Regions from separate parts of the Homo sapiens genome. Here region 2 is linked to region 1. Evidence: read pairs that join two places in POLR2A ChIA-PET (ENCODE). Cell type or tissue: MCF 10A. All regions are shown on one strand.

Evidence for each region. ChIA-PET counts read pairs that join two places held together with the same protein. Peaks named below come from ENCODE experiments on the same cell type or tissue, not always from the same donor. Only the 100,000 strongest peaks of a DNase experiment are listed, where the experiment ranks them.
Region 2: POLR2A ChIA-PET joins it to region 1 with 5 read pairs; 6 of 35 experiments call an interaction of 5 or more read pairs at or near these places.

Annotation. Positions count from the first base shown.
Region 1 is chr1:154,483,116-154,485,615 of GRCh38, reverse strand. It overlaps SHE (Src homology 2 domain containing E), which reads left to right. Exons shown (of 6, transcript NM_001010846.3): 6 at 1,281-2,500. The coding sequence ends at 1,467. Among named protein-coding and RNA genes, the nearest start is that of TDRD10, 18 kb to the left of the region's middle. In MCF 10A, no CTCF peak of the experiment used is centred here; a DNase peak (open chromatin) is centred at 1,025.
Region 2 is chr1:154,422,718-154,425,217 of GRCh38, reverse strand. The region is part of intron 1 of IL6R (interleukin 6 receptor); the gene reads right to left. Among named protein-coding and RNA genes, the nearest start is that of IL6R-AS1, 17 kb to the right of the region's middle. In MCF 10A, no CTCF peak of the experiment used is centred here; a DNase peak (open chromatin) is centred at 1,427.

The DNA of each region.
Region 1 (2,500 bases):
GGGTAGTACAGTCATTCTTCTTTTATTCCCTAGTATTGGGGACTTTAATAAATCAAGATCCCCCTGATTGTCAAAATGCCAACTGCAATTTTGACACCAGTTTCTTCTGGTGAAGAAGGAAATGCTGACTTGCCTGTTGCTCCCTCTGTCTGATTGTACACAGAAAATTCACTTTTGCCTGGTAGGCCTGGTGGAGTGTGTATCATGGAAATTCTCACTGCTCCGTGAGTTCAGTGTCCCTGTATTGGAGGATCATTGTCAAGAGCCCTAACAGCATTTCCTTCCTGAGGAAGCTGAGCCCCTGCAGCTGAAACAATCAGGCTGGAGGAGAACAGAGTCGGGCGGGGGAGTTGAGCAATATGGCTCAGAAAATGGGATAGGCCACCAGATATACAATACCAGGAATAGCTCGACTGTGTTCCTGAAATTGGTGCTTGTGGATTAAATCTTTGAGCTTTTGGTGCCAGCTTTCATTTTATACAACCAGGAATGGTCTTTCCAGATGCGAGGGGAGGAAATGGTTTTTATTATTATTATTTATGTGTTCTTTTTGGAAAAAAAGAAGAAGAACCCTTACTTACGTCCTTTTAGCTGTGGTGAGGAGGATGAGTTTTTTTGGGGTTTCTTTTCTTTTTCTTTTTTTTTTTTTTTGAGATGGAGTCTCACTCTGTTGCCTAGGCTAGAGTTCAGTGGCATAATCTCGGCTCACTACAACCTTCGCCTCCTGGGTTCAAGTGATTCTCCTGCCTCAGCCTCCCAAGTAGCTGGGATTACAGGTGCCTGCCACCATGCCCGGCTAATTTTTTTGTATTTTTTAGTAGAGATGGGGTTTTACCATGTTGGCCAGGCTGGTCTTGAACTCCTGACCTCAAGTGATCCGCCCACTTCGGCCTCCCACAGTGCTGGGATACAGGCGTGAGCCACCGTGCCCAGCCGAGGATGAGTTTCTACCTCACCTTAGTAGCCTCGTGCTTGGGCGTAAGCACTGGTTTTGCAATTTGAGAGCTAGAAGGGACTTGGCATTCTTTTTAATTGTTTTCTTTGTTCCACTACCTGATGACTCATATGTGATAAGGATAAACCACTCAAGGATTACATGCGTTTAGACTGTGAAATTTCTGAGAGTACCACTAGAGTGTGGAATGCATTTCTGTGTGTGTAGAACCATTACGGGATGGATGAGAACCTATCAACCTAGTGTGAATCTGGCTGCAATTGTTTTCAGTGGGGAGGGATCCTCTGCCCACTCATTCATGTCTCCTCCTTGATTTTCATTCCAGGACTAGTCAAGGATGTGTCCACATCATAGTGGCTCAGACCAAAGACAACAAATACACACTGAATCAGACAAGCGCTGTGTTTGACAGCATCCCTGAAGTGGTACACTATTATTCCAATGAAAAGTTGCCTTTCAAAGGGGCAGAACACATGACTTTACTCTACCCAGTGCACAGCAAGCTTCACTAAGATTCAGCCACTGCAAGCCCTGGGCCTCTGGCACCTTCAAGGGCATCATCAGCGCACAACCAGCATCTCAGAGGACAAGGCTGGACTAGCAACTGCTAGAAAATGGGAGTCTTCCTTGAAAAGTCAGAGAGTGATTTGTTTTGTTTTGTTTGAGACGAAGTCTCGCTGTGTTGCCCAGGCTGGAGTGCAATGGCGCAATCTTGGCTCACTGCAACATCTGACTCCTGGGTTCAAGCAGTTCTTCCCCATCAGCCTCCCAAGTAGGTGGGACTATAGGTTCGCACCACCACTCCCAGCTAATTTTTTTTTTTGTATTTTTAGTAGAGATGGGGTTTCGCCGTCTTCGTCAGGCTGGTCTCAAACTCCTGACCTCAAATGATCCACCCACCTCAGTCTCCCCGAGTGCCTGGATTACAGGCATGAGCCACTGCACCCGGCCAAGTCTTTGGTCTTAAAGTGATTCCATGACACTTTGTTTGTGGCCTGTCCCTTGTTTCCTTGCTAAGTAGTTCTACAATAAGAAATCATGATTTAGCTGTTGCCTCCAGCTCTGGGGTAGGGTGTTCTTTTTATGGTGTGACCCTCAGGAAGGTTAAGTCAGGAGTTCAGGAGCATCAGAGTTCTCTAGAAATGTGCCTACTTGTTACCTGGAATACCTGGTCTCTAAACAAACCAACAAAAAATCCACGTGGCTTTTCCACATGATGGTGCAGACTGGAAGAGGATGTTATATTGGACTCGTTATTGGGGAAATGAATGAGCGGGAGAAAATGTGAATGACGGGCAAGAAGGTGGTCTTTCTCCCTCAGAAGTCCTAATTCAGCTCTGGAGTTCATGGAAATCCGCAACTTCAGAGTGTGGCCTAAGGATTATTTTGTTGGTCAGCCTTTCCAAGAAAGTGTGTGTTCTCTCAATCTCTGTGGATTTTCTCATTTTTTAGCAAATCAGTGAGATAAGCATAAATAGGAAGGAAGATACCCCAGGTTTAAGAATCACCAATATCATTAGGCATTGGCATCATTATTAGAATTCT
Region 2 (2,500 bases), 60 kb after region 1:
CAATTTCTGCCTCCAAAGAAAGAAGTAGTAAAAACTAAAAGGCAGAAATGAAATCCACAAGCAGACAGCCCGGCGCCACACCCTGGGCCTGATAGTTAAAGATCAACCCCTGACCTAATCGGTTATGTTATCTATAGATTATAGACATTGCATAGAAAAGCACTGTGAAAATCCCTGTCCTGTTCTATTCCATTCTAATTACCGGTGCATGCAGCCCCCAGTCACGTACCCCCTGCTTGCTCAATCAATCACAACCCTCTCATGCGGACCCCTTTGGAGTTGTGAGCCCTTAAAAGGGACAGGAATTGCTCACTCGGGGAGCTCGGTTGTTGGAGGCATGAGTCTTGCTGAAGCTCCCAGCCGAATGAAGCCCTTCCTTCTTTAACTCGGTGTCTGAGGGGTTTTGTCTGTGGCTTGTCCTGCTACATCACAACTGAACACACGGTCCAGTGCGTTGAACTCCAATGAGCACCTGATGGAGGCAGCAGTTTACCACATCCAGCCCACATCTTGAAGTCCATCAGTGCCTGAATGCGGTTACGTATGGAAGATGCAACGACACTTCTAATCAGTGCATCAATATTTCCACTTTTCCATTTTCCACTGGATAAAGCAGCTGTCAAGATAAAACCTAACACGGATTTCAAGTTCCTGCACAAATGACAAACTTGCAGGAGCAAAGATGGAAACAGTGCCCAAAGAGAACTGCTCCCAGTGCAATGCTTGCAATATCCCTTCCTCAGCTGATTCGCTGATTAGCAGAAATCAGAATTCACATGGCATGCAACAGACACAAGTGCAGGATGCATGAAGGTCTAAGGTAGGGGTCAAGGACCACTGCAGCTCATCCAATCACTGGCACTTTTCACATGGCACAGTCCTCAACTATATAAAGGTCCCTTCCCCGACCATGGTGACAACACTGGAAGCTCCTGGTCGTCACTCATCAGAGAACTTAGTAGGTGCTTCATGCATGTTTGTTGAATATAGGGCATGTTAGGGGTGCCCACAGGGACAGGGTCTCGGCACCAAAAACTCCCAGGCGCACGGTTTGCAGGTGAAGGGGTCTAAGTGGTGCCCTCTCGTGTTGTGTGATGGGCAGGCCCCAGGCTGGGGGGCAGAGGAGCCCGCTGAGGCAAGAAATAGACTCCTGGAGCCAGAGGAAGCTCTCTTTTCTGCTTCTGCCTTTGCCAAATCCAGTAAATGTCTTTCTGGTCATTTCCCCTACCCCAGTTCAGCGGGAAGCTCTTGCCATGTTTAGCGGCCAGCCTGAACAATAGCAGGGGCTGTTCTGCTCCTGCACTCACTAACAATGGCCAAAGTATCTGAGCAGCTCAGAGAAATACCAAATAAAAATACTTTTTTTTCCCTCTTCCACAAAAGCAGAGCTGCAGGGAGCAACATAATGGCCACTTCCTCTGCCAAGGAACTTGAGTAATGGCTTTCTGAATCTTTAAAACTGAGTCACTATTTTTTAAAACAGGGAATGATTAATTATAAACCACCCATTGGCAAGTATTGCCTGTCACAGCCCTGCTTCAAAATATATTTCCTCTAGAACCTGCGAACAACACTGTGTTAACTACGCTTTTAAAAGCACTGTATGCAGAATGATCAAAGAAATACTCATAAAGACTATAAGAAAACATACTTGCTAAAGTCAGAGTGGGCAGCACCGCCCCTTCCCTCCCACCCACTCAGCCCTCTGCCTCCTGACCCAAATCTCTGACTCAGTACCCCTGACAGCTGGGTGGCAGTGGGGAAGCCTCATGGGTGACTCTCAGAACAAGTAACATTCATAGAAGTGTCCTCTCCCTACCTCTGCCCTCCTCTCCAAATGATGGTGTTAGAGGTGATTTCTTTCTCTTCCCTGTGTCTTTCTGTAGTTTTTGAATTTTCTATAAGTTGCCTATATTGCTCTTATAATGAATACATATATATATATATATATATATATTTAATTAAACAAGCTACATAGCCTGGGTCTGTGTGAGTTAGGATTTCTAGGAAGGAGGGAGAGGGCACGGCAGAGCGCAGTGGGCACTGAGGGATGTCGGGGGATGAGGGTGGATTTTTCAATACAAGCAGCTTCCGAGCACCTTCAGGCCAAACAGTGCCACTTTGCCCTTGCACTGCTGAGTTCTCTCACTGTCACTGTCACTGAATTCTGCACCCATAGCCCAGCCCTCCCCTGTAGGCCTGATTCCCTGGTGGACACAAGACACCATCCCTGGGCTCAGCCTTGATTCCTCCCATCTGTCTGTTTTTCTGTTCCCTGGGAATCTGCTGGGGCCCTCCCTAAGTAGGCCCTACCAAAGAGAAGGGCCAAAAGGAAGAGACACGATGAGGAACCAGGTGAGGAGGGGGCTCCTGAGAGCAGTCCTTCCTGGTCCTGGGAGATATGCCCAGTCATTCTCATGCTCCCACCCCGGCCTGACACAGGCCTTGCATAGTAGGCCCTAGGAGACGGGGCACGCGGGGGCGAAGGCGTGGCTGGTGC